Linked DNA regions of Mus musculus: region 1 is linked to region 2. Evidence: chromatin loops called from intact Hi-C (ENCODE). Cell type or tissue: gastrocnemius. All regions are shown on one strand. Links, peaks and the distances in the headings refer to the core of each region. The heading gives the core; the rest is flanking DNA.

The links. Peaks named below come from ENCODE experiments on the same cell type or tissue, not always from the same donor. Only the 100,000 strongest peaks of a DNase experiment are listed, where the experiment ranks them.
Region 1: it touches region 2 in a loop (7-fold over the local background); 18 of 42 quality-filtered maps call a loop at or near these places.

What each region holds. Positions count from the first base shown.
Region 1 is chr2:60,029,634-60,045,133 of GRCm38, forward strand. The region is part of intron 2 of Baz2b (bromodomain adjacent to zinc finger domain, 2B); the gene reads right to left. It overlaps Gm13572 (predicted gene 13572), which reads left to right and starts at 7,508. Exons shown (of 2, transcript NR_166198.1): 1 at 7,508-7,896; 2 at 9,035-9,209. In gastrocnemius, for the core only: no CTCF peak of the experiment used is centred there; DNase peaks (open chromatin) are centred at 6,922, 7,455 and 7,870; H3K4me3 peaks cover 1,854 bases; H3K27ac peaks cover 1,823 bases.
Region 2 is chr2:60,117,045-60,132,544 of GRCm38, forward strand. Baz2b (bromodomain adjacent to zinc finger domain, 2B) reads right to left here and starts at 8,696. Exons shown (of 36, transcript NM_001001182.3): 1 at 8,419-8,696. In gastrocnemius, for the core only: no CTCF peak of the experiment used is centred there; DNase peaks (open chromatin) are centred at 7,902, 8,326, 8,547 and 10,016; H3K4me3 peaks cover 5,561 bases; H3K27ac peaks cover 7,326 bases.

The sequences.
Region 1 (15,500 bases), core at 2,337-10,336, 88 kb before region 2:
AGCCTTTTCTAGGCATTCTTACTTTTTATTTAAAAATTGCATTTTTAGGCAGGCAGTGGTGGTGCACACCTTTAATCCCAGCACTTGGAAGGCAGAGGCAGGTGGATTTCTGAGTTTAAGGCCAGCCAGAGTGAGTTTTAGGACAGCCAGGGCTACACAAAGAAAACCCTGTCTCGAGAAAACAAAAACAAACAAACAAACAAAAATTACATTTGTATTATTACATTCTACCTATGTGAATGCTTTGACTGCATATATTCTGTGCACCATGTGCATATCTGGTGCCCTCAGAGCCAGAGGAAGCCATCAGATCCCTTGGGATTGGAGTTACAGATGACTAAGCTGCCTAGATGGTACTGGGAATCAAGCACTGGTCCTCTAGAACAGTCAGTCCTCAACTGCCAAACCTTACCTGAGCTTCCTGAGTGCCAAGATTATAGGCTTGTGCTGCTAACCCTACCTCTCCTGATTTAATAAACCGTCAAAACCTTGACATTAGACTTTGCTTCGCTTATTCATTTGCTTATCCACATTTCCAAGGAATGTCTCAGATTCACGATAGCAGGGAGTTTGGGCAGCAAACCCTGCTGGCTTGCTGGCCTTGCCTGGTTATGTTTCACTATGCACACAGCAATGCCCAGATGTGAAACAAGTCCCAAACTGAACCTTCTGACTTCTGACTTCTTCTTTTTTTTTTTCCATTTTTTATTAGGTATTTAGCTCATTTACATTTCCAATGCTATACCAAAAGTCCCCCATACCCACCCACCCCCACTTCCCTACCCACTCCCCCTTTTTGGCCCTGGCGTTCCCCTGTACTGGGGCATATAAAGTTTGCAAGTCCAATGGGCCTCTCTTTCCAGTGATGGCCGACTAGGCCATCTTTTGACACATATGCAGCTAGAGTCAAGAGCTCCGGGGTACTGGTTAGTTCATAATGTTGTTCCACCTATAGGGTTGCAGATCCCTTTAGCTCCTTGAGTACTTTCTCTAGCTCCTCCATTGGGAGCCCTGTGATCCATCCATTAGCTGACTGTGAGCATCCACTTCTGTGTTTGCTAGGCCCCGGCATAGTCTCACAAGAGACAGCTACATCTGGGTCCTTTCAATAAAATCTTGCTAGCGTATGCAATGGTGTCAGCGTTTGGATGCCGATTATGGGGTGGATCCCTGGATATGGCATTCTCTACATGGTCCATCCTTTCATCTCAGCTCCAAACTTTGTCTCTGTAACTCACTTCTGACTTCTAAGAATGACATAAAAGACTGGTTCTACAGTTTAAATGTGAATGAGATACTAAGCACAAATACCCTAAATACTTCAAAGCTCGGTTCCTTGTGAATACTTTGATGTTCTTGTGATCAACTTGGAAATATAACTTAACTTAAACCAAGGTACATAGTACAATGATCTTTCAAAAATTCACTTTAGTAGATAAGACTTGACTTAAAAAGGTATGTTTATCATATATGGCAATCAATTCATTTAAAATCCTGATGAGTAAGAACTGACATTGTGAAAGTGAGTTACACAACACGTCTAGCCTGAAGCTGCTTCTCTTCTTCCTCTCTCGCTGAACACTGCTATGTTGTTCAGCCTTAAGACACTGGCCTAAGGGATACATCCTGCCTAAGTCCTAAGTCGCTGGGCTTACAGGTGTATATTACTGAACCTAGCCACCAAATGTTTCCAACATACAGCCAGACTTGAGAATCATCTAGCTACCTAGACAAGTACCTTGAATAAAATAAAACAAATACCTTTGTTTTAGTTTATTGTAATTATAATGAAATAAAAAAACTTCAATTTTCAACTCAAAGTACATATGCTTTGAAATAAAAATAAAAACACTATATATGTATGGGTGGATACACACACACACACACACACACACACACACACACACGAATGTTCTCCAATATGATAAGTCACATAAATGTATATTCTAACCATCAAGGTTTAGCAGGCTCTTTGATATAAGAGAGGACAAGAAAGACAGCTTTGATTGGTAAAGCAATTGGTGCCTAAGGACCTGAATTTGAGCTCCAGAGCCCATATAAAAATTGCAGGCAGATATTTATAAAAATATAAAAATAGTTGCAGATATTTATATATATCTTCCCAGTGTTGGGAAGACAGAAACAGGAGGATATCTATCTGGGGTTCACTGCCAAGCCAGGACAACCTAATTCATTAGCTCCAGGTCAATGAGAAACTCTGTCCTAAAAGGAGATGTCCGGCAGTCCTGAGGGTGATGCCCAGGGTTGTCCTTTAACCTATGTAGATATGCGCCTGCACCTGCGCCTGCACCTGCGCGTGCGCATGTGTGCCTGTCTACTGTTTGGGCTTTCCTATATCTTCCTCTTACGGAAATTTGGTGTTAGAGCAAAAGGCTTCTTCTTACTTCCCATTTTCACTATTAAGAAATTAAATATAAGAAATTCTCCAAACAGGCAGAAACACACCACCTACAGAAACATCAGTGTGTATTCCTTTTATTATTAAGTCCCTGGGAAATAAGTACTCCAAATTCAATCATCACAGCCTATGAACCCTCACCCAGTCTGGGAATGCGTACACCCAGACTCCTCACTGAGAGCAGCGGCAGCCCTGTGCACACAAACACCTTCACACACAGCACGTTTGGCTGCTGCTTTTCTTCCTTTTTCTCTAAAGAAAAATATGTGATGTGCTGAAAGCTATAATCTTATTCATAATTTTTTTATTTTACCTTATTACTATTTGTGCTTATGTGTGTGCGCGTGCTCACGTGGCTGCCAAGACACGCCAAAGGGGGTTCTGGGTGATTGGTTGTGAGCTCCTTGACCTAGGTGCTGAGGATGGCGCAATGGTCCTCTCTGTACGAGCAGCAAGTTCTTTTACCTGCTGAGCCATACCTCCAGGGCCTCCAAGGGTTCATACTTGGTCTATACAATTAAGGGTTTTCTGAACAGCTACTAAAGCACTTGACAATTCTCAAAAGGCTAAGCATAAAATGACCACATGAACTGAAAGCAGAGACTTGTAAAGAGTCTATCCACTGACAGACAAGTGAATGGCACACAGCATAGATGGTGTTGCTTTCGGGTTTTTGTTTACACAATTGAATCCTGTGAAGCAGTAGGGTTCTGAAAGTGCTACAGAGGGATGGTCCTGGGAAACTGCGCTAAGTGAAACAAGCCTGCCCCAAAGAAGCATACATTGTGAAAGTAACCAACGCTACGGAGTTAAACACATCAAATGGTCAAGAGCCAGACATCATGGCGCAGCCTTCTAAGCAAAGCAGACAGACGCACACACATCTCTGTGAGTTCAAGGAGTAGCCTGGCCTACATGCTGAATTCCAGGCCAGTCAAGGCACTATAGTGAGACTCTGTCTCCAAAGAAAAGGAATGATGGTCAACACTGGGAGTATAGGCCAATGGTGGAACACTTGCCTAGCGCACCCACGAGCAAGAAAAACAAAAACAGCACTAGCAACAAAAACCAACCCCTTGGGAAAAAACCACTAGTGCAAATGATCCGATTTATGATAGTTTTCCAGTATGACGGAAAACAAATTCATTGAACTGTGTATAATAAATGGGTGATTTGCTGGATAGTGAACTGCATCTCTAGAAAGTTATTTCTTAAACTAGAGTTTGAAGCCTTTTTTGGGTGCTCAGGGATCTCACTCCGGTCCACTCTCCGCACAGTTCCACCTCTGGCACTCTGCTTTCCACATTTCCCTTACTGTTAAGTCTAACTATTTTATCTTTCACTCTTTTGGCAATGAATCTTGTACCCTTTTTGAAATGTCTGATATCTAAAAATTACTATAACAAATTTATTATTTGATTATGCATTGCTTAAACTATCAAATCAGTACTCATACTTAATATCTGTTTGAATTTTTATTTGCCAAAGTACATTTGTAGTGTCTCAGGTTGTCAAAACAGAAGCTAATAATACACTGTATGTAAAGGCACATGAATTTCAGCCCTAGACTAGCACAAACACATTAAGTGAAGTTTTCGATAAACAATAAACGGTAAGAGGAGCACTGCAGGAAGCTACCTAAGAGCTCTGGCCATCTCAAGCAATACAGTCACACGTAATTCACTAGACTTACTTAATATGTGCAACCATGAGATTTACACAGAAATTTGTGATTGTCCTTTTAAAAAAAGTCTTCTTCCCTCCCCCTCAGCCCCTCTTCTCCTTCCTCACACTGTAGCTGAGACTGGCCTTAAATAAATTATACCCCAGGCTACCCTCAGACTCTAAAACCCCTTAGTGTTGCCCTCAGTGTTGGGAAATAAAAAAAAAAAAAATGCTGTCCAAATAAATACTTTTAAAATGAGTAACATACTGACATTTAATGTGTATGTTAATATTTTCTATGCCTAGATAGAAATAGTCAAAATATATAATTCTAATTCTCTGCAGTTAGTAAAATTGTAAAAATTACACATAATTTAAGTACAATTCGTGTAAAAGATATTTTGGAGGCCAACTAAATCATTTAAACACCTTATTTAATGATTATGATAACATTAAAATAAATTATACTTAACAAAACTTGTTAGCGTATCATAATAAAGTAGAAGACGTTAACGGAAGGTGTAAGAAGTTTGAATGAACTGTTTCTATTTGAAGAAATTAGCATACAACATTAAACACTGTATAAAAACTGAAGAGACCTGGGCTGAAATAACTGTGCCCAGATGCTTGGATGCTACCCCAGTTGGTAAGTACGTGAAGAAGATAACCACAAGATGCACAAAGGCCTTCCGAGGAATCTCTGTGTGCTTTTTCTCTTAGGCTGGGATAAATCAAACTCGTTCCTCAATAGCAGTTTAGACGGTCATCTCTTGGGTGAATCAAGTCCTGATTCTTTATCCCTGCCCGACCTGGCTCACCAGTAAAGCTGCAGTTATCTATCTCGAAGCTGACGTCAGCAGCAGCCTTCCGGTCATCCTTCTCCCTCACATCCGTAGGCATCCTCAACAATGCTTTTCAGTTTTACCTTTCAACACATTCAGAGTTTAAATTCTACCAAGCCACTCCCTCTGTTAGATTACTATAAGAACTCTTTAAACAATGTTCCATGAAGACAGTCAATTCTCAGCTTAGCCAGCGGAAAGATCCTTTAAAAATACAAATTAGATCTATGCAAAAGCCTGAGTTGCACTAAGTCCCACCTGGAGTCTGAAAGGTCTCATGTGACAGACTCTCCCTCCTTACTTCTGAAATACCCAACACCTGTTCCCACTCACCCGCTCCTCACTCTTCCCTCCAATCACAATGGCTTCCATTTACTTCCAGGTCCTAACAGGCATGCTTTCTGCCTGGAAGGTTCTCCCTCAATTACATTGTCACTGCCCAATCACCACTTTGATTGTGTCCTTCCTAAGACCAGAACAGCTACAAAAATTACCCTGCTCCATTTTCTTCAGAGTTTTTTCCCCTTTTTCTTTTTCTTTTTTGTAACATTTACTGTCTAACAAGCTACGTATTTTACTAATTATCCTCTATAGCTTATCTCCACCTGAACACCTTTGGGATGCTTATTTGCTGTTATTTTCCAGGTATCTAGAACAGTCCAGACTACACGCAAATTCAGTATGTAAATGAAGTGGGCTGCACCAGCTCAGAGGTAGAGTACCTGCCTACCATTCTCTAAGGCTCTATCATCAGAATGTCAATAAAAACAATATATTGGCTCTCACCTTGTACAGCCTTTAGCTGTTGTGTTTACCTGCACTGTATCAGGTATCAAGCCTGCTAAATTTTTGCTTCTTCTATTAAACTGTAAATTTTAGAGACACAGATTTTGTTTGGCTTCCTGCTGTAGGTAATTGTACTTCTTACAGTGTCTGATACTTTGGAAGCACTGTATAATATTTGATAAATTAATCCATCTAAACCAAAGATGTGAGCACCCGCCTTTATGATATAAAGTGTCTTAAAGTGTGACTCTGGCTTCTGCTCCTGTGTCTCGCCTGACTCTCACACTGGCTAAAAGACCTTAGTCCCATTATTTAGATTCTCTACAATTATTTCTTCATCAATGGAAATGGGAGCAATGATACCATGCCTAATGTGATTACCATGAATATAAGATGACAAATTAGCTCACCGGTTTCTATGTAACAATAAATGGCCTCTATTACCTATCATTACAAAATGAAACAAAGGTTCTGCTGTAAATTTTATCTTGATAACGACATAAAACATAATATTTAGAACCTTCTTGAAATACTACAATAACGTATTAAAAACTATGGAGTCAAATAAGACAAACTTGATGCCAGTTCTGGAAACAAAAGTAGCTTAATTCTCAAGAGGCGCTAGATTATTTATATTTCCCTAGAATACTTTCAAATTATTATTTTTATTTTAGATTCTATAGCCTTCTTCAGAACTTGCAATTAATTTTTAATAATTTTAAAGTGTTATCTCTTACATAAACAAAATACCTACTACTGGAGTTTAATTATTAACAACAAGAATACTTAAGTAACTTACACTTACCAGTGTATAACTTACACTCATTCTTTTCTATTCTCTGAAGAAGCTCCTATTAGAAAAATCAGATGCACACTTGTGACTCCTACTAATTGACCATCAGCTTTCTGCGTATGTTAGTCATGGATCCAAGAATATCCATAATTCTTGGGTAATGAAGGTTTAAGAAAAACAGAGTTCTGCTTAAATTAGATAATCATTTTCATTGTAAAGTCATAAATCTTATGCTTTTTATATAATAATATAATAATAAAACATTCTCTACCTTATAAAACCCTTGTAAAACATGTTTCCTTTACGTTTGTATTACAATAAATAAACAAACACACTCTACTTAAGCACCTGGGTAGGAGACAAGAAAACAAGGCAAGCAGTTTAAATGACTGTCCCAAGGCCACAGATGGGGTGGCCGCCAGCTCCAGGATTAAAGCTGAGTGGCTATTTATTCCTTCTTATGCTTTCAGTACTTAACGTTCATTTTTATATCACAGAGCCTTTGTAATTAATGTAAGAAAACAATTTAATATAATAAAACAGTCACCACTACATTGTGACAGCATATACACATAAATTTCTTATATTAAAGATAAGTCAGAATTAATTCTGAGGGTCTGAAAACAATCTGATTTACATGTCATTTCAGGATTCGGCTTGGAGTACCAAGCAAGTGGCAGCTTACTACAATTTATCATGCTAGTGTTTTTAAGCTTGTTTCTTTAATCAAAATCTATAGTAAGTACCTGAGATAAATTTAAAATACAAGACAGAAATATTAACGAATTTTTAAAAAAATCCTCCAAACTTAAAATTGTAGTTTCTACTCTAAATGTAAGTTCAAGTTCAAGAAATACTTCTAAGAGGCTCACCAATGAAAACAGACACACAATAAAGCAAGCGGCAACGCGCTCGCTCGTTAGCAGGAGAAAGACATTCAGCACGGAGCTCTGCTTACGGTGGACCGGCTTTAATCAGGAAGTAGCCATTATCCTTTCGATTCAGAGCAGAGGCAGCACTGCACAGCCAGCCACGGTGTTTTCTGTTGAAAGGCTTGAAAGAATACTTACTATTGTATCCTAGCTCTGCTGACCCCAGAGGTCACAATATGTCTTTTATCAAGCGCTATAATGAAAACACAAGCCAAGCAAGCATTTGCAATGCTCTGTTTGTAGAAACACCTAAAATCTACCTAACACAACCTCTCCCTCACAAAACATGGCTGTCTTATTCAGAGATTAGCAATTATTGTAATGAGATACTGTCGGAGAGGGTCAAATAGTACTTCCTGCAGTTTACACATCTTGATTTCCTGGTAAACAAACTGAGAGGCAGGTGGAGCACTTGGTGCGCCGGTAACCGAGAGAGCTCACGTGACCACACCGCGCCAGGTAAGGGGCCGGCTCAGGTAATTGTTCTTTCTTAATTTTGTTAAGATTAAAACCTGCAATAAAGAGAAGGATCCTCTTCCTTCCTTTTGAAAGAAGGGTTTATTTCTGACGCGCATGATCTCGAGCTTACAATAAAGAATGCTAACAAGTCTTAAGCAGGTTTCAAAATTGGTTTTGGCAAACAAATTGTAAAAATAAGGCACCACTAATAAGGTTCTTTATAAATGAACAATAGTAAAATAAATAACTGTTCATGAATCTGCTAAAGAATGACCTTTAAATTTCAAATGCTTTTAGAAAGTAGTTACAAGAAGTCTGAGTTAGAATAAAAGGTTAAAATTTTTTTTTTGCAAAGTACGATGCAATTTGATTAGACTACTATAAATATACAGCATTTGTTGAAAAATATCGTGTGTATCAAAAGTTTGCATGAGAGAGTGATTGCCTACATTTTAAACTTTTTTAAAAATAAAATTTATTCACCTGAGCATAAAAAATATTGTTAATTTGAAAACTGCATGTTCTTAGATTTTTCCTCCCAATTTTCCTTTTCCCCGTTTCTCTGAAATTCGTAAAAATTTATCGCCTAAATTATCACAACAAAATCCGAAATACTTAACTTCATCAAAATGAAGAAGTTACTATTTTCAAAGTGTCTAGGCGATTTTTTTTAAATCTGTAAAGTTTATACTTAAAAATCTGATATTTACTACATATGTTTTTGCACTCATGAATATAATATTCAATATTTTTACTACAAAGAGTGATTAAAGACCATTTTACAACGATATAAGCATAGTAAGCATTAAAGTCATGTTGATTAAGCTTACATTAACTCATTTTACAAAATAAAAATTTTATGTACAAAATAGAAAAACCAGAATGAAAACAAAAGCAATAAGAAAAAAGCCAAAACCACCTGGACAGAGAACTCTGGGCCGAATGGACAGACAGACTCTCAGAGGTCTGTGTTATTTCTATGAGGTACTGAATCCCATTAGCACAGCAGTTGCTAACATCACTAATGCTTTTAACTACAATGAAACTGAATTTCTGGAACAGGACGACTAGGGAGCTAAGAGCTCCAGCTCAAGTTTGTGGTCAGATTCAGTAACATTGATATCCTATTTTCACACAGCATGCAAACATGGTCCTTATGTCGTCAGAGAAAATGGTGAATGGAATTCCTGCCACACAGACGTATGTCAAGACAAAACTATTATTTCAACTATTTCAAAAGTGTATGCACGACTGTGTTAGGTCCCACAACAGTTCACATTTAAACAAATAAAACGTTGAAGAGAAACAGAAAATAAGTGTGATAGTGGGTTCATTTGAAGTAGCTTTCAGCAAGTCAGTCAGAAAGGTGTGCTGATATCACAGAGGGCTGGAGTTGACCTCCAGCACCAACGCGGTGGATGGAGAGAAAGAAATCCTGCCAGATGTTCTCCAAACACACACACACACACACACACACACACACACACACACACACACACACACACACAGATGTAATTTTGAAGAGGGACAAGGTGATATGTGCATGGCTCTGTGACTTAGAAAGACTAGCCGGGCGTTGTGGCGCACGCCTTTAATCCCAGCACTTGGGAGGCCAGCCTGGTCTACAAAGTGAGTTCCAGGACTACACACAGAAACCCTGTCTCGAAAAAACAAAACAAACAAACAAACAAACAAAAACAGAAAGACAGACTACAAAAGGCTCTTGTCCCTCCTCTGAGGTTTATTTCAAGCCACCCATGGCTCACCCAGACACTTGTACAGAGCGCATTTAACACAGCTAACTGTAACTAGGGGAGGCTGTAAAGACTAAGGGCCTAAGAAAGATCCCTGACAAGTCTAACAAACTAGAGGGCTATTTAGCATAGGTGTGAAGGAGCCAGTGGGATGCAGAATGAGAAGTGTTCACACCAAAGGCCTGTCTGATCCCTGAAACTTATAGAACAGGTTCCTCAAGTAGGTTCTCTCACCGTCACCCTCACACAGTAGCAGATCAATGCTTGCACTCACACTCACACATCCACACCACACACATATCATACATACACATCACACACACATACCACATACATATCACACACACACTTATCACACATATCACATACACTACACACATACCATACATACCACACACACACACACACATCACACACACATACCACACACACACATATCATACACATCACACATGCATATCACACACATCACACATACCACACACACACATATCATACAGATACCACTCACACATATCACACACACACATCACACACATACCACACATATCACACACACAACACACACATATCACACACACACACATCACATACAACACACACATACCACACATATCTCACACATACATATGACACACACACTTGTACACTACACAAACTGACATCACACACATATTACACACACATACTACATACACATCACATACACATCATGTATCACACACACATACCCCCACCACCACACATCACACACATATCACATGCACACACACATCACACACATCAAATCACACACGAACAAATAAATAAGATAAAAACTCTTCTGTAACAAACATTACTTATATTCTATCTTATACCAAAAAAATTTAAAGTGACTTACAGGTAGAAGGAAAATTGTCTATTAAATGTAAATTCATATGAACAAAAGAAAATAATGTCCAGCTATGGAGCCGCACAGCTGCAAGGCTAACTAACACTCAGGAAGCTGCAGGAGGAGAGTGAGTTGGAGGCCCTGCCTGGCTCATATGGACACTGTCTCAAAGCAAGAACAGCACAGTTCAAGGTCTAGCTGGACACAGAAATGCCATGGATAGGCTCCTAGCAAGGGATCCCAGGCTCATGGCTCTGGACTGCGGGAAGTAGTCAACAAAAGTCTTAACTCATCATCAGTTGCCTCTTCACAAACAAACCCAAAGCTTTACCACAATCAACACAAACTTATGTTTCAATTAAAGTTTTCTCAGCACATGCACAGAAATTAGAACAATGACGTTGCTGTGCCCATCCTCCTTTGCCATTTCCTCAGTATAAGTACAGTCACAGCACAATAAAAGGTGACTTATCGTTATTAGGGTCATGTAGCCAAGAACTGTACTGTATATAATCTGAATCCACATATACATATAAATATATGGATTCAGATTATATATATCTTTGTTAATTTCAATTTCATATTCGAAATTCAGTTTTTAGAAACTCAACTTAGCCTGCAGGCTGAGTTGATTAAGCATTCAGGGAAAGGTGTGGTTTCAGAAAGGCAGGGGGAGTTTAGGATATAACTGAGGTAACTTTACCAGAGACTCTAGCTCCTCTCTCACTGACCTTTCATGGGCTTGCCCCTTCATCTGCCTGTGAGCAAGTCTATGATGTCATGGGCTTGCTCCTTCATCTGCCTGTGAGCAAGTCTATGATGTCATGGCTTGCCCCTTCATCTGCCTGTGAGCGAGTCTATGATGTCATGGGCTTGCTCCTTCATCTGCCTGTGAGCAAGTCTATGATGTCATGGGCTTGCCCCTTCATCTGCCTGTGAGCGAGTCTATGATGTCATGGGCTTGCTCCTTCATCTGCCTGTGAGCAAGTCTATGATGTCATGGGCTTGCCCCTTCATCTGCCTGTGAGCAAGTCTATGATGTCATGGGCTTGCTCCTTCATCTGCCTGTGAGCGAGTCTATGATGTCATGGGCTTGCCCCTTCATCTGCCAGTGAGCGAGTCTATGATGTCATGGGCTTGCCCCTTCATTTGCCTGTGAGCGAGTCTATGATGTCATCTGCCTGTGAAGGAGTCTAGGGTGACTTTATTTTTACATGTATCCCCACCTCCACACTGAGCTCTGCACTTGCCCAGGTGGAGCTTACTCCCCTGTGACTTTTCCCTCTTACTCCAGGGGAAAGACAGCGAAACAAAGAATAAGAAAACTTCCTATGCCTCACTATATCATTTAAAAAAGAAAACCCTCAAACATTACTCTATCACAAGTCAATTGATATGACATAGACTGCATACAATTGAAATTCAACAGTGCTCCACTGATTTTCAGGTGCAATAAATAGGTAATAGCAAATCCAACAGTCACAATGGGGTGGGTCTTTTTCTCCCTTGTAAAGATGTTAACATTACGTCCTATGACTTCTCACTCACTATCAGTTCTAGCTTCCTCAAACCCAGGGTGACTCTCTCCTGGAGTCTTGATAATTGGGCCCACAATCTTTCCCTCACTAACTCTGAAAGAGCTTAGAAAATTTTCATTTACATTGCTCATAATGAATGAAGCTCAATATGCAGCAAATTCTTTCAGCACAAATTAACTTACTATGAATACAGAGCAGATCCTGTTTACTTAATATAGCCAAGATATTGTTAGGATTGAAGTTCGTGGACAAAAGGTCAGGTATTATCACATATGTTCTTGCATGCTATAAAACTAATCTGTATTTACACAAACCCAGGTTCTCATATGGGGCCCATTCTTAAGAACACTAGCCCAAGCCAACAGACTTCATAAAGTGCTGTCAAGCCACCAAATGACTGCACTGACAACAGCGTCCCCTCCTGTTCCCTGGCTGAAGTCACTCAGCCTGTCTGAACCAGGTTTCAGTGCTCATCTCAAACCAAAACCTCTGGAATAGTTTATCTCAGCGGTAGTTATTTCTATTACAATTTTTGCTATTGTAAAAAGCAGCATCTTTCAAATCTTACTTACCATATTTTGTAATAAAAAAGACCCCAATATTTTAAAATGTTAGAAAACATATGCTTACATAGCTAATAAAATTATTAGTGCAATCAATTGAGCTTATATGCTATTCACTAAAATTTATGTGATAATTAACATGTTTACATTATTTAACATCTTATAATTGTAAACAGAGGACAAAAATAGAAAATATCCATAACACAAATGTAAAGGCCTCTGAGAAACATATTCAGCAACAATAGAATCCAATTTTCCTTCTTTTCCTTAAAAATATGGTAAAGAAAAGCAAAGGCAGACATATGTTCCAGTAACTGCAGCATCAGAGAGACACAGGACTGCGAGTACAAGATCCATTTTGCTGCAGCAAAACAGACATTGCATAACAATGAGATCTGCTAATGAAAGCAACCATCAACCTGAGATACACATGTATTAAGGCAGCCTCGGAGCCACTGCCTTCTGCATCGTTTGTCCCTCCTCTGGCCTTTCGTGAGCCCCTGACCTGTTTGGTGTTTTTGTCCTTTAGACTGAAGAACTCAGTGCTGGGACAGGAACACCCAGGCTCAGGTCATACAGCACTGATCCTGACCCCCACATTTATTTTGAATGCAAACTCTAGCTGCATTGCTGCGTCAGCACTGTTACTGCTCCTTCAGGAAGAGCAACGGCAGCAGGCCGAGCAGGCAGAGCATGCAGGGCAGGGCTTTTCTGGAGACGCGCAGAGCTGGGCTGGAAAGCTTACCCACCGTTGCTGTGAGTTCCATATGCGCACTGTCGGTCAGTGTGAGCGAGGAGGATGAATTAAGACAGCATTAAGTGCATATTAAATCACTTTTAACTAATCCTCTAGAACTTTCTACCACTGACAACTACTAAATGCAATAATATAGAGCTGTATATTAACGATCAACATGAAAATTATTCTGTTTTTAAATAAAAATCAAATTTCTCTCAAAATGTTTCACTTTGGGGGTCTACATATGTTCATTACTAATTCCCATTTGTCAAAAATAAGTAATTCTGAAGACTTTTTCTAAAGATTGATAGTTTTGTTATGAGCGTATTTAGTATTATTAATCGTGAAGTATGAATGCCCCAATCAATTTATACCCTTTTAAAGTACAGGCTTTTTAAGCACAGAGCTAGGCATCCCTGTGGCTGTCACAGCAGCTGTCCGCGAGTCTCCACTCACCTCTGATGCAGAGGAGACTGGCTCAAGGTCTCTCTTGTATGATTTCCACTTACTCTCAATACCTTTGGGGCTGACGGGGAAGTGGTGCCTGAAGCCAAAGTTAAATGGAACTCTGTTTACGTTCGCATTTTAATATCACATTAATGTCAGAAGGGCGTTGCCCATGCCTTTAATCCCAGAACTCAGGAGGGAGAAGCAGGCGAATCTCTGAGTGTGAGGCCAGCCTGGTCTACAGAGCGAGTTCCAGGATAGTCAGGGCTACACAGAAAGACTCTGTCTCAAACAAAACAACAACAAGAAAAACACGTTAATGTCTAAATTATGAGGCTATTAAAAAAGTAACTAAGAGTAATTATAAATTCTAGTTCTACTATAAAAATTAAAGAAAAAAATTAGACAGCTTTCTGCCTAACTGTCTCATAGCTGAGGTCATTAAAATCTGGGGGCGACAGGGTTACTCAGCAACACAGCACTTGGCTAACACACTTGAATGCAAGGGCTCAATCCAGTGTTCAAACAAAATAATACTGATCATATGATAATCCTAAAGAGTGATTTTAAACCAATGACCACATAACCTCAGAGCAATAACTAACCCAGTCAGTATTTACTAAAAATCATAAATTTCCATTGATATAACAAAAGATTAAACTGTACCGAATTAAACAAAAGTGTTTAAATAAAACAAGAGAAGGACACCAATAAGGAAACTTCACTTCTATTCGAAGCAAAGGAAGCAACCTTAAGTGGGATGGCTCAGGGATTCATCCACAGAGGCCACAGCCAACGCCCATCCCAGAAGGAGCCCACACTCACACAGCAGAGGCAGGCTGACCTCTGAGTTCAAGACCACGGCTACAAAGTGAAACTCTGTTTCAAAAAACCAACCAACCAACCAACCAACAAACAAACAAACAAGGAGCCACAACAACAAAACCCACTACTGTGAGAAAGTACATCAATTCTAGTCATTGTTGATACTCCAACAGCCCCTCCTAAGTCCATACTCAAATAGAATACCCAGTGATAAATCATTTGGACCCCAATCTACTCTCTCTCTCCTAGTTAATTATTTAAAGTCTCATGGATTTCTCTTTTGAAGTTTGTAGTCGTGCAAGGGATAAGAGAAGGGCTAACAACCATTGTTTAATAGATTGGAAAATAGTAGCTAAAAGTAGCACTTTAAATGGTTTCAGCAAAACTTTTTTTAAAGAATTTTTTAATTTATTTTATATATATGAAGACTGCCACTGTCTTCAGACACTCCACAAGAGGGCGTCAGATCTCACTGAAGATGGCTGTGAGCCACCATGTGGTTGCTGGGAACTGAATTCAGGATCTCTGAAAGAACAGTCAGTGCTCTTAACTGCTGAGCCATCTCTCCAGGTCAGCAAAAATACTTTTCTAAAAATAAAATGTCAGGTAGACCAGTACAGTTAAAAAAAAAAAATCAAGGTACCTCCAGTGTAGTAGTATGGTTTTTGAGGCTAAAGGATCTAAAACCAAGGACCTGCCAATGGCCAATGGGTAAAAGTGCTGCAGCCACACCTGACAATCTGTGAAATCTCAAAGAGCAAAGAGAAGGCCAACTGAGTCTGGTTTCTTCACATGGGCAGAGTGCACACCCACACACATGCAAACATACAGACAAGCTGGAAGAGCAATGAGTTTCTTTTCTTTCTT
Region 2 (15,500 bases), core at 3,113-11,112:
TGTACTCTATCTTCTGAGAGATTCTCTAGTCTCCATCTCCAGTCTTTCTGTAGGAATCCTGGGATTACATGCCCACTCTATCATGCTTCTTACATGGGATGGCCAAGCTTGCAACGCAAGCACTTTACTCCCTTAGACATCTCCACAGCTTCTGTTCTCAACTCCCATAGCTATCCAAATGCATGCTTAGACAGAGCGCTCAAATACAAACTTTGAGAATTAAAGTTGTTCTGTCTTTATTGTTACTAGAACAGTAAGTACTTAAAATTTCTCTCGTGGCTGATGTTGAGTCCATTCATTTTTTTTTTTTCAAAAGAATGCTGAATTTTGTGTTTTACTGATTTATCTAATCCTTTCTCTTCGCTCCTCACGCTCCTCACAATCACCTGTGTGATGAGAACTGGAAGGCAAAATTCCAAACCTTCATCTCAGCGCAAAGCTCCGGGAAATCTGAGGGAATCTCGGGAAGAAAGCCAGGTTTACAGCCTCCACGACTCCCACAGCCCTGGGAGCAACCCCAGGGCAAAACAAAACAACAACAACAAAATCCTTTTCTCTCCTCTGCTTATTCACTGATGAGACTCTATGGGGCAGAGAAATACCTGAAAGCACAATTGTCCAAAGGGAAAGAAAGGACATAGAATAGTTCACAAAATATTCTAACTGCCTAAAGTTTGTAACTCACAACTGAGATGCAACGCGGTGCCCTTTAATAACCTTTGAATTTATTATTTAGAAAAAAAAAAAAGGACAACATACTACCAGGTAGATTAAACCTGGCCATGTACTCTGCTATATTACCAACATATCCAGTCATTTGTGAAGCCAAGAGAGAGTAAGACACACAGTTAGGACTGTTTCTCAGCCTTGAAGTGTGAGACCTACTTCAGCATTCTGCATGCAAGCACGAGTGTGAAGACACTACCATGTCATGTGGAAAGCTCAGGATAACTGCATCATCACACATCCCTCGGGTATGCATTTATCTTAACACATACAAAGCAATGCGCTCCTCCTTGTCGCCCCGAAAAGGATAAACACACGAGCATTTGCCACGGGTTCCTCCCACTCTGACTGGAAGCTTGGGGTGCTCAGGTTGTTTCCTTTTCTCTACTTAGTTACAAGTGACAGCCACGTACAGGAGGTTAGGAGAGCTGTAGTAACAGGTACCTTTTAGAACGTGTAGGACTGCTCACTGGTCCTTCCAGCAACTAGAGTAGCTGTAGCTGTATAGCCTTCACATTATTCTAACCCAGTTAAAGGCCTGTCAGCTGCCTCTCATCTTGCTTTCACACTACCTACGAGCTAAAAGTACTACCTCCTTTCTACGTAAGAAGACAATATTTTACAAAGTAATTGATAATCTATTGTGTCTCAAACTATTTGTAACTGTTAGTTAAACTATTAGTAAACAATAGAATTCTTAAGTAAAATCAGCTTGGTTTTTTATCTGAACAAAATTATAAAATCTTATTACCCAATATTTTAATAGTTGTATAATTTAGATTTCTTTAGGCAGCTGGCTGGATTTTAGACAAAATTAAATATTTTGCAGATACGATACAACCATTTGTACTTGTTCCGTTCTAAGGTCCTTCGTTTTATTCAGAATTCAACTTAAAGAGATTATTTAAAATGGAAGCTGTTGTGTGTTGCAAACACAGCTAAAATGAAGAGCTTCTGGGGCAGCGGTGACTAGATTTTAAATGCAGGTAGATCAATAAAAAAAAAAAAACCCCACCTCACACGGCCTCCGGGTGGGAGGAATGCTTTATAATAGCTTGCAAATGACTGTGTGCTTGCTGTAACCAGCTGTTCTTAAATTATGAATATGCAACCAATTCACGCTAAAGCCCAATCCCAGCACTGTCTACCGAGAAATCCCAGTAGCTCTGCTTGTTCTCCATGTTAGCTCTGTTAAGGATACAAATAGCAGTAAGCTGCCGAACAAACAGGACCAAACTATTGGCATTTCATGCACTAGGTCCATTATCACAGCAGGGAATGTCAATCATTGTACATTCCTATAACAGCTCACGCAATATGACAATGATCTTGCAGGGTAAAAAAAAAAAAATCAAAATCTCTGCGGCACACTCAAAAGTCCTTCTGACAACCTAGTGCTTCCTCAGCACAGCCAATCAGACAGGCAGGCCTGATCTACAAGAAGACTGCACTAAGCTTGAGACATTTAAAAACATCAATCATAAAAACAAAGACAGGACATTGAATTATACAGTATTAACCTCCAGGGTTTGCATACAAAGACCTTAGATTTATTTATGTCCCAGTGAGTTAAGAGCGCCAGTGCTCTCTTCTTTACACCAAGCTGACTGCCAATTTGATGAACCTCTCTGCCCTCAGCAGGAGTGCACGGTCTTTGATTAATGAGTGCATGTTTGTAGGAAAGTGTTAAGAGGAGAAAACAGAAAGTGGAAAAAAAAAAAGAAAAAGAAAAAAAGAAAAAGCCCACACAATTATGTAGACACAGAAGTGAAGTAGCAGGGCAGAAACTATCTTCAAATCATATGCACATCTTTCTGACATTATAAACCTATACAATCAAAATGAGTAAGGTTTCACATCTATGTATTACCTTTGTTATTATCCTCAGTGCTCAGCAATTTTTATTTAAATGAACATTATTCCAAGGCCAAATTACATGCAAAGCCTTATATAAGAAGTATTTCTAAACAACTTCATTTTCAAAAATATATAATAAAAACAAATATGTGAGATAAAACTATTTCGCCTCATACTGTCATAAACATCTATTAAAAACTAGATGCTTAACTGACATTAAAATTTCATAATGAATAGGAAGTTTTAAGTTTAACTGTTACGTATTTTATAGCTCAAACTCTTTAGTTGTCACAAATCAAACAAAACTCGAGACAGATTTAAAAGTCATATAAATTCATTTAATTTTCCTACTTCCAGCAGATGTTCCGAATATATTACAACTCTCTATGTTTTTTCAAATGAAATTAATATTCTTATTATTCATGTATTATTTTGTTTTTGTTTTGCTTTTGGGTGTTTTGAGACAGGGTTTCTTTGTATAGCCCTGGCTTTCAGACTGTCCTGACCTCAAATCCAGACATCTGCCCTCCTTGGTCCCCCATGTGCTACGATTAGAGGTGTGCACTATCAAGTCCCACCAGCCATAGTTTCTAAGTAACACAAGCAACAGAAACACATGCAAATTCAAGTTTAAACTCATTACAGACTTGCCCAGCATTGTCCTCCCTTAACAATATCATGCTAGTATCTTCTGAAAGAGCAGAGAGTACCTGCTGGAACTACAATACTTCCTCTGACACTGAGCTAAACTTTCATGCATCTTTAAATAATTTTTAATAGGCAACTCAATTCACCATAATTTGGTTTGTGTGACTATCTGGCCTGACAGAGATATCTGTTAAGTAAATACAGTTCTTCAGAAGCTAGACACAGGGCCAGAGAGATGTCTCAGTAACTCGGAGGGCCTGTGTTTAGTCCTAGAACCAATATTGGGTGGCTCAAAAAAGCCTGTACCTCCAGGTCCAGGAAATCTGATTCCTTTGGTCTCTGGGGATGGGGGACCTGCACACACCTGCACAAAATCCTACTCCCAACCCCCCCCCCCCACACACACACACACATAATTAGAAATAATACAAACGAATCTTCTTTTACAATGAGATCCATACGGTTTAATTCAGCAGCATGATTTGCATTTTAAGGAACTTTATGGCTACAATACAAAGACTAGGGTGTTGTACTGCCTCAAGATAACCTCTAACTTTAGTGACAGTAATGCATGACTTCCCTAAAAGACTTATGATCATAAACTTATGATTTCAGACCCCAGAATCACTCAGAGGTGTGTCATACAAGTTGAAAATTTGCTCATATTATACAGGAAGTCATTTTCTGTTGTTTTATTTGAGACAAAGTTTCTCTCTGTATCCCTTGCTATCCTGGAACTCACTCTGTAGTTCATGCTGGCCTCAAACTCAGAGATCCAGAGTGTTGGCATTAAAAGAGTGCCCTGCCACTTTATAGGGAGTCTTTTTTTTTCTTTTTTCTTTTCTACAGGAAGTCTTTTTAATAGGACTTATTTCAGCAAATTATGCCTTCCAATAATCAATTTTACATTTTATGTATATATGTTTTAAAGTATGTTATACTCTTTGAAGAGTTCTTAAATTTTATTCTACTTTAAGATCTAAAACTTTGAGAAAAATTAATAAATATTGGTATTAAAAAGGGTCTCAAAAATAATAAAACACACTGCATTCTGGCACCACCATCAGTTGTTCTCTTTCCCTCCAGTTTTCTTACAAAGCACCTCTGTCTTGTGAGACTAGTAGCCTTTATTCTTACCCTTTGCTCCTTCTTATTTCTCCTCCAACCCACAAAACAGAAAAAGTACAAAGCTCAGGAAAATGATACAGCTGGAATACTAAGTCCCAGTAGAGCTGAAGCCACAGGTAGAAGTGGCACAAGCCTGGGATGCCACCCCAGGGAAGACCCTGGACAGGTCAGCAAGAAACTGCAGTCAGACCCTTCCTCTCAAAACAAACACAACGGATGCAATGAAGGCCCTCGCTACAACAAACGCATGGCTTTAGTTTAAGAAAATCACTAAACAGCTACTAGGAGGAAAATTTGGAACAGGGTCTTATGAATTTTTAGTCTTATGAATTTTGGCCTCGTTAGAAAATTACAAGCAGAATGGTCTACTTTCCAACAATTATTCCCTCTCTGATCACTTCCCACAGTAAACGTTTAAAGAAACATTAAGCCAAATGAGCCAGTATTTATTAAATAAACCACGATATTTTAAGACTTTATTACTCAAAATATTTAATTTTCTGTAATTAAAAAAACCTCCTAAAATACTTACTAGACAATTTGATTAATCCCTCAGGAAATTAAGTATATTAAACAATCACTGAACCCTGATTACATAATTTCTTACAGGGGTCAATTCCACTTTATGACTTTGCTTGCACTGTGCCATGTTTCTTTTTTCTTTTTTCTTTTTTTGGTAGTTTTCTAAGAAAGACTAGTTCAGTCACTCTGAAACTACAATTTCAAAGCCCTTTCTTGTATGAAATCTTTACACCTATGCGTTATCAAGGTCTAATGTGCTACCTTCCACCTACTCAAGGAGATAAGACAGAAACCTTGAACTTCTGAGCAAAGGTGGTATCCCACATCTTGTATAGTAACACAAAAGTAGCAACAAAGACATTAACAATTGCAGTTCAAGCTGGGAGTGACTGTTCTGTTTCAATTCAATGACACCACTAATGGCTTCTTAGCAGCTCCATGAAATCAACCAGCTGTCAAGTTGATGCATCAGAAGGAGCAGCTATGCACTCCCATAAGAACAAGCAACACATCAGGATGTTTGGCAAAACATCTGCTCCTTTACTGCAACTCTATAATAAACATGCAAACAAAGAAATGAGAGAGAGGGCAACACGTTCAGAATTCCTGGCTTTCCCTTACAGCTTGTGTGCATTTTAAATGAGTGGCTTAGATACACGAAAAGCAAATTTCAGCTAAGTCCAATACTTTTTAAGATAGTCTATTCTTTTGAAAAAGCTAAATACACTCTGATTCTTCCAGAGAGACCAGAATCACACAAAATATTTACATTTATAAATAAATAGTAAACCACATTCATCAAGTCAAATCATAGTGTTATGTACAAAACTCAAATATGAAAACTAAAATATATTCTTTTACCTCACACACTATTTAGTAAATGAGGCTGGCAGTATTGTAATCCATGCATTTGCCAAGACTGAGCAGCTAAGACCCCATTTTCACTAGCATAAAGAGTGAATGTGCAAGCTTACCCTAGTCAGTGTATTAGTTTAACCAACAACATTTCAGATAGCATTATCTAGATTTTACAATACGTGCCTAGTTCTATTTTTCTGAAAACCATTACATGAACATACTAAGTTCTGATAAATAACTTCCTATTTTAAAAGCACACAACCTGATTTCCTAAAAAAATAAAACTCTTTGTCACGGTTGCTTAAATATACATTTAGCATTTGCTGCAAATATTTGTAAAATCTTCCTTTTCTACTGAGACACACAAATGCCGTAGTGTCATCTAAATTATTGATTGTGCAGCAGTGTTTACAATAGGTGTGAGACAGCAACGGACTTAACTACCATTTTCTTAACCTGCTTATCCTCTGTTGCTTCCATTTATAATCTGCCAAATCTTCTAGTCCTTTGTTGCATGTATAATTTAGAGCCATCTGTTCTATGTGCTTTTAACTATTTAAACATTTTTCACCTACCTACAGTTCACTAAACAGCAGACACTCAATTCAGTTAAGATTTCTATGTAGCATTTTACACAGAGCATATTTCTGAGTAAATAGCAGAAAGCAGCATAGAATATTCCACAGACAGTTCAAACATACCACTTACAATGGAAGTTTTCGAATATTAGACAATCTCCTTAATGTAGTTAGAATTTTTCTATTAGCTTCTTTTTGTAAGTTCATTGTAGTCAATGTTTTTTTCCCCAACCCAGAAGACAAAGGGAATGCAAATTAAATACAGGCAGTTTCAGGTCCCTGTTAGAAGAGATGTAAATATGCTGACTGAAAATGACTACTGGAGACAAAGTTACGCTTTTCCATTCAATTTACTGTGCCTATTTATATACTCCTCAGTGAGTGTAGCATTAAGTAGGGTCATGTGACCAGCTCAACTTTTTTTTTTTTTTGGTAAGGTGAAAAACTATTTTCGACAAACAAATTTAAATTGTAGTTTTTATCATTATTTTTATGATGGTTAATAAAGTTTACATCAAAAGACTGTAAATTATCTATTAAAGCTAATTCTGCCTTTTATATGCTAAACTACATTTTTTGCCAACCCTTTGACTTTAATATTCACTACTAAGATGTAAAAGTATCAAGAATCTGATATTCTGATATTCTGTATAATTCTTTTAAAATGTAAATAGCACGAAAGAGGAGAACACAATTGTAAAAGGGGAGGTAGACACCCCAAGTGATGGATATATAAATAGTAACTATTCTCAATTTGTTAGATCTGTGGAACCTCCCAAGAAAAGAACTATATTGTTACAAATACACTTAAAAAATTTTTTTAAAACCCTCGTGCACAAAACTAGGTGGATACTAAGTGACACAGTAAAAAGTTTCGATCATTTTTTAAAAAAATAATCTTCCACTTGTTACCAAACATGGTTTTGCGATCCGTTCTGAATGCAAAATACAAAAATAAAGTGCACAACTTATCACTAGCCTCTAAGTTACACGATTCCGAAAAACGAGAAAATTTTGAGGAAAACAAAAAACCACTTTGGGGAAATTTTCTTGATAAAAGTTTACATGACGTCACATGGCCCCCTGAACCGTTCCTAACTTTGAGCCTTATCCAGGCACACTTTTTTTCATTTCTATGGCTCCTTTCCCTTCCTTAAAAATTAAAAGAGACAGACAGACTTGGGAATAAAAATTGCCCAAGATGGCGAAACGCTTGTTGTTTAGAGGGCAGGGGGAAAAATGGAGGATATTGTAATATACACAAAGGGATAAATTTCAACAACTCGGCCACGGACTGCAGCTGCTTCTCGCTTCACAAGGAAACAACACACAAAAGATAAACACGGAGGAGAGGGGAAGAGGAGCCAGCCCCCACCCCGCGGGGCCGGCTCCGAGTCCCGGCACACTTCCTAGCCTTTCCCGATCCCAATTCTGGGGTTCGCGGAACTACTTTAGGGGAGGGGAGCGGGGCGTCGCGGGGGAGGGAGGACGCGGAGCCCGAGGACCCGGAGCCCAGCCCGCCAGGCCGCCGCGGCCCCAGGACGCCCGGAGCCCTCCCGGAGCCGAGCCGCCCGGTACCCGCCGCCCGGGGCCGCGGCCCCACCCCCACCCGGCTCCGGAGCCCCAGCGGCCTGGCGCGGTTCGGCGGGAGCGAGGCTGCGGGCCCCGGGCGGAGGCGGGGGCGGCCAGGGCCCGGCGCCTCGGGAGCTGCCCCGCGGGGCGCCGCAGCGGGCCGGGCTGGAGGACGCCGCGAGGCCGGCGGCGAGGGCGGCGGGCACAATGGAGGGACGAGGCCCGCCCGGCCGCTCGCTCGCCCGCCCGCCCGCGCCCGCACTCCCAGCAAAGTTTCCGTTCCGCGGAGCCCGCACCCCCCACACACACACCCCGCCCGGTACCAGGGCCCCGCGCCCCGCGCCCTCCGCCCGGGACTCTAGTCGGGACCCCAGAGCCACCGCTGCGTCGCAGCCGCACAACAAAGAGCCACACCGGGCGGCGCGGGTAAACAGCGGCGGGCGCCTCGGGAGGGCTCCAGCCCGCAGCCGCCGCTCTCCGCCCGGAACCCACCTCGCCCGCACCCCCGCACCCCGGCTCTCAAACTCACCTTCACTTTCGAACTGAGTTGCGGGGGAAGGGATTTTCGCCCTTCCCGGGTGCGGGTTAAGCTTTTCGGAATCCCCACCGCCTCCTTATTTCTCTTCTAATTCCTGCCAGAAAGTCTAGGGAGTTGGAGTGGAGGTGAGATCCGTGATCGCGAAAGCCCTGGCTCCCTCCGTCCCCGTCTTCCGCCGCTCGCTCTCTGATTAGTTCCTATCCAGCAGCAGATTGAAGCAGGAGATGATTCTTCTCAAGGTTTGTTCAGCAGCTTCACTTCTAGGCGAAGGCTTCATGAACCAAGTGACGTCAACCAACAAGGCTTCTCTCTCTCTCCTCTCTCTAACAATGAAAGTTGCTGTTAACAAGGGAAAAAAGAGCGAGAGAATTGTTTATACCATTTCAGTTCCAATAATAAATGACCTATCAGCTCTAAAAGGAGCCAAGGGAGGGGGCTGCTTCTTCATTCCAAGAATACTGTATCTTTGAGTTTGCACCGCTCCTCGTCCCAAGAAAAAGTTAAGAAACTTACATGTTTTGTTTTGCTTTTCGGGGGGCGGGGAGGGGGGGACAGAACTGAATACTTAATTTAAAAAAAAAAAAACTTAAACGGACTGTTAGGGAACACAGATAAGCCATCTCCACCAACTTTTATGTTTGTAAACTAGGAATTGTGTTGGAGTCTACACGCTAAATTAATATGCCAAGAATTTGTGCATGCTAGGGCTTTAAAAAGCAGGGCGCAAGGCGATCTCAAGGTAAACTACTAATGCTTTTCCATGGACGAATTTAAATGCTTGTGATGTTCATGGTGTGAATCAATAATATTCAAATGAATAAACACTAAGTTCTTTTACAGTTATTTGTATAATCTGTAAGCCGTAATCTCATTTTTTTTTCTAGTTTCGGTTAAGAAAAAAAAAAAAGCTAGTTAAACTGTAAGAACTAAACACTTTAAAAGACTAATAGCCCATTACCAACTAAACGTGCTGTGCTCCATCAGAGCCCCAGAATGTCAGCTGGCTGTCTCAATTTTTAACCTTCCACTCCCCAATTCCCTTCAACCAATCAAGTTAAACTAAAGGCAAAGAACACCCCGTTCCCTCCAACAGTGTACCCGCAGTCTCCTAAAAACGAGTTAAAAAAAAAAAAAAAACCCCTTAACCTAGGTACACGTTATTACCCACGAAGACAAAAAGGTCATTTAAAATATATATATATTAAGGTGTTTATTAAGAACACAATAAACTCTTGAAGTTTGTGTAATTACAAATTAGATAATTTAGTTTTCAGAATGAAGACCAAGTAAAAATGTAGTTCTCAGAGAATGATTTGCCCATGTATTATTTTATGCGTGCATATGTGGCTAGATGTATCCTAAAAGATGCTATTGTTTTATGTTTCCTCCTCAGCCACTGGCTGTGATTTTAATTGTGCTGGAGGATCTTCATTAGTATTAACACATGGGGAGATTTCACAAAGCTGCTTCATTAGGAAGGAAAAAAAAGCTGGCAGACTAGGTCTTTTTGCATGCTCTGAGAATGTCAGCCTTACCTCGGTCATTTGTAACATAATAAGTGCAAGTACAATGATTGCGAGGCAGGAGCGTGGGGGAAGGGCGGCGATGCTGCTGTCTAATAGGGGCATCTGAAAAGACGGCTGCTCATTACATAGTAATGTATGCTAAAAATTAGTGAAGATGATGTCTCGGGAGACTGATGCTAAATAAATTAATGTGCTGATATGTTTTTAATTATTATTTTTGTAGTAGTTTATTTCAATCTTAGGATTCACATTGAGCAGCAGAGCTGTGCGAGCACTTATTGATTTTTTTTCCCTGCCACATTCCCGGAATACAGATTTTAATCATTTCACTACACCACACTCAGTAATTTCATTAAAACCTGGAATCTTCCATCCCCAGAAAAGCATTTAATTTCAATGACATACAATTTCTCTTTTAGCAGCAGACTGTCTCTCTAGTAAAGCTGGCCTAAGGTTCAAATGCATGATTTAATCCTGAGTTTGCCAGGCTTTGCGCTCCTTACAAACTATAATTTCAGTAACTACCTAATAACTGTAATAAAGACAATAATTCTCCTACAATATATTATTAACTCATATTTAATTAACTCAGAGGCCAAGCTCTGCACATGTATGACCAGGTCACCAATTCCACCATCTCAGAATTGACTAATAATATCCAGATAAACACAGATTAAAATGTAAATATGAAGGGTAGCATGTAGCCTAGGATCCTAAGTCACATCGGAAAACTCTCACATTATTCTATAATGGCGGTCATTATTCAGATGGAACTTAGCAATAGCTCTGTATATAAAGTTGAATGTTGATATTTCAATATTTGTTACTGACACTCTACCTAGATAATATCAGTTTAGGAGACTAAGGAAAGGGGGATGCTTTCAAGTTGTCTTGATTTCCAGAGTTCTCTTTCGATGCAATTCTCCTTAAACAAAGATGACTAATACACCATAACTTCTACAACTCAGAATGTTATTCTGCTTAAATATGTCACGCAAATACCCTCCAAATATGTATTTTTACAATCTTTTAAAGTAAAATTTGATCTAAAGACACTAAGTTGGTTTCCAAACAATGGGTTTCATAAGGATATGTGACTTACATTGCTTGGCTTTTAGTGTGTGTGGGAGAGGTATGGGGAAGAAGTATAGTAACTAAATTATGGGAACAGCAGAAAGAAAACTATGTGTGTATACATAATAATCAACTAGTTACTATAAAAAAGTATCATTCCTGTGAATGATTATAGAACCAGAGTTCAAAATGTTTTCAAAGTGTGTACATGAAATTTACATTGAAGCCACCACCAACAAAAAGTTGTCTTTCTCCTTTCTGTGACCTACAACACAGTGAGCTGCAAACTGAGCCTGGGTCTTTTGAAAAGGTTTGAACACAAGAAGTGGCTATAGGAAAGAGTTTTATATTATGTCTTTTCAGAACATTTGAAAACTTATAATCAAGAGTTTCTTATATAATCAGGAAATCCTTTGGTGGCAGTCTCAAACTGCCACAAAACATAAAATTTGATGTAAATCATATTTGATATCTAAAATTCTAAACCAATTTCTATATTTTCCTATCAATAATAAAAACTTCATTTTTATATTAAAATATAGCTTTGGCTCCTTTCATGTCATTTGGTCATTGAAAGTGCACACACACACACACACACACTTTGTTTGAGACAAAGTCTCTCAACATGGCTGTGGCTGTCCTAGAACTCACCTTGTAGACCAAGCTAGCCTGGGACTCAGAGATCCACCTGCCTCTGCCTTCCGAGCGCTAGGATTGCAGGCGTGCGCCACCACCCTGGACAATTTAGCCTATCTTTTAAACTGACATTTTAAAGTAATGATACACTAGGAACCTTAGGCTCTATCACGCCAGCACTGGCACGTTCGGACAAAGCTGGGCTCTGCTTCCTGTAGAGATCATGTCATCCCTTTCCATGTTTTCTCTTTGATCTTTGCACTGATTAACTCAAGAGTTGAGAAAAATCAGATAAAATAATGACTATAGTTATAAAATTATCTGGTTCCCACAGCACTTCGTCTTCTACCTGAGATCACCTAATTCAGCATTTAACCATGTGCATAGTTGTGAGAGGATTTAATGATGGAGCAATCTCCTCTACTCTTAATTCTGAACTTCTGTGTACCGTCTACCTGCTCTACAGACTAATTATGGACCACTATGAACTATAAAGTGTTATACTTGTTTCCATAAAGCAACATCTGGTTTAAGGACCAAGGTCGAGAGATCCAGTTTATTACCATTAATACTGCCAGTGGTTCCGAAAAGAGTAAGGATTCTATCTGAACAACAACAACAAAAACAAAGCCCCCACCCCCTCACACACACACACACACACACACACACACACACACTGTAGCAGAGGTTCTCAACCTGTGGGTCTCGACCCTATTGCAGGTCAAGTATCATATTTTCATCATGATTCACCACAGTAGCAAAATTGCAGTTATGAAGTAGCAACAAAATAACAATGGTTGGGGGCACCACAACAGAGGGAACTATGTTTAAGGATGGCAGTGTTAGTAAGGGAGGGGACACAGCTCTATAGTGCACTGAGCTAGCCAGGTCATTTCTTGTTTCTGTCCCAGTTGCTAATGAAGCAGTGTTTGTTTTCACTCACTGAATTTGAGTGCTTGCTGTATGCTATGCTTGAGTGCTTGCTGTATGCTACGCACTGTGTGAGAAGCTGCAAAAACAAGAACTCACTTTCTGTTTGATGTTGAAAGTGCAAAATTGCTAAGAGACAATCCACTTTATAAAAACACATTAAAGTTTTGTGAGATTAAAAATGGGGTTGCTAAATTCTGACTGGGCTTAAAAGGCTTTATCAAAGACTGCATTTGAATGGGATCTCATTCTAAGCGCTTATCTGACCAAAGAGGTTAGGGACTGAGGGGAGAGAGGTATTCTAAACTCAAGAATCACTGTTTACACAGCCCCTGCTGGGAAATGCAGTTAAGATGGACTGAGGCAGTGCAAGCCTTTAATCCCAGTACTTGAAAGGCAGAGGCAGAGGCAGGTGGATCTCTGAGTTCAAGGCCAGGATGGGCTATAGAGTGAATTCCAGGCTAGCCAGTGCTACACAGAGAAACCTTATTTTGAAAAACAAAACAAAATAATAATATTATTATTAACATTATTATTAATAATAATATTATTAACATTAATAATAATAATAATAATAATATAAAGAAGTTCAGTGTGTGGAATGAAGAAATGACAGAGATGGAGAGACTGCGGAGGAGGAGGAGGCCGTATGAGGAGGCTGCCATCTGATACTGAAAGGCTCAGGTTGTATGGTAAGGTGGGGGGATTTACCCTGAGAGCCAGCAAATGTTAGTAAAGGATTAGCATGATTGACCTTGGTTTGAAGGGATACTAACCGCACAGGCGGTGCAGATGATAGGCTGGAGCATGAAGAGATTGTTTACTTTAGAATAGTGGTGCAGGCCGGCACCCAGGTCATCCAGTCGCTGGGAGACTGAGGGAGAGTCCCACAAGTCTAAAGCCGGCATGGGTTACACAGCAAGGCTCTATATCAAAATAATAACTAATAACAAATACAGTGAAATAAATAATTCACAAAAGACTCTGTAGAAGGTAGTGGCATTGGAGGCTTAAACTCCGATAATCTGGGGCAAATTTTCAGTGTGACTAAAGGATAACAGAATTAAGGTGAAGAATGAGTTGGGGAAGGGTAGAGGGATTGCTAGCTTAGGGAATTGGGTCAATGCTGGAGTGCCTAACTACAGTCCAGGTTGTGTAGAAAAATGTCAGTCGTAAGATGGTTGGCAATCAGAGTTGTGTTCGACAGGCTTTTATTTTTAATGGTAGCTTCCAAAGTCAAGTATGAAACTTCTTCAAAATATATATACCCAACTTTGAACAAAGACTCCCTAGTTGGCCAGACTCTTCTTCTCTGGCTCTCACCTTGCCTCCCCCCACTTGACTTCCTCTCTAAAAGTGTTTGTGGGAACTAACTGCCATAAGCAGAAACTCATTTCAACATTCATGAGCGAAAGAAAGCTTTAAAAAGGCAGAGTGGAGGGCAATCAGACTAGACATTGAATTATTGTGAAGCATTTATAAGTTAGCTGTTGCTAAGTGACAAGGATGCAAAGCCAACTCAAGTAACGACATGTATGTAACAGAGATAAAAGGTGTGTCTCACAGCAGACACAGACAGACTTTAACTAGTGTTTAACTCACCGAGTTTCCATACTGAAAAAGATAAACTTTGCTCTTTTCAAGAATTATTTTCAAAGAGATCAGATGGTTCCATATAAAATGTGAATCTTGTAGTGTAGAACTATAGGGGAATCCCTTAGAGACAGGGAAACCCTTCCTAGCCATGTTGAAATCATATCCAGTACAGTGAAAGACTGCTGAATTTCATCACATCAAATTCATTTTATGGAAAAGGGGGACCCCTCAAGAGCAAAGTAAACCCATAAATGATGGGCTGGGAAATGCACTTTTCCACATACACATAGCTCATAACCTGACATAAAATGAGGAGTTTTAAGCAGTGAGGAAAAGAACTGGGCAGCAAAATGCAGGAGATAGAAACAGATTTTACATGAAAAAATGCAAATGTTTCTTAAGTGAAAACACTCACAACCTTTGTACAATGAGAAATGCAAATTAAATCACTCAGATACTATTTCTCATCCATTAGCTTGCCAAAAAGAAAAAAATTCTAAGTTTTATAGTACAGTCTCCTAGAAAGGCTCACGTGAGAAATGGGGTGGCCCATACCCCATTTTTACATTTTAGTTTATTTGAGTACAAAATGGAGAAGAAAATGCCAACATGGTAAATTTCACAGCTTCTAACAAAGTTATACAAGTATGTACTTTCGGAATAGCAAATCTCACTTTCAAAAATCCAACTGAAAATGGTGAGAATGGGTGAGATACAGAAAAGACTCAGAACTAAAGCAAGTGTCTGCTGTGGGACAGTGGACAGAAAACCCAAGACACTGCTACCCAGCAGAGTGCCAGGCCCATCTTCAGGAATAACACAATGCGACAAGGAGTACTTAACAGTAAACTGGGAGAACACTGCACCAAAAAGCAGGTAAGGGGAGAAAGGTGTATGCGCTCCATCTCTGTATCCTACCCACGCTGCTGTCCAGTGAGTGATGCAGGAAAACGGCAAACACAAGTTTACCCAGGAGGTGGCGGGGCAGGGCGGCAAAGGAAGGGGCGAGTTTGTGACTTTCTCGTAAAATCTGTTCAGTACACAGGGTTGGAGACCTTTGTAAACTCGAACTAGAATTGAGTATTTAAAAGACACTCCATGGAATGATGAGCTTGTATTTTGATGGCAAAACTGCACAGGAAAGAATCAGCCATGTCTTTTCCAAAGGCTCTGAGAGCTTGGGGTGTGGCTCAGTGTGGAACACATGCTTAACACCTGTGCGCCTGCACTCAGCCCCGAGCGAGCAGGCACCAAGGGAGCACAGGCGAATCCTACCCTACTGTAATCATACAACCCTGCAGAACCCTAAGA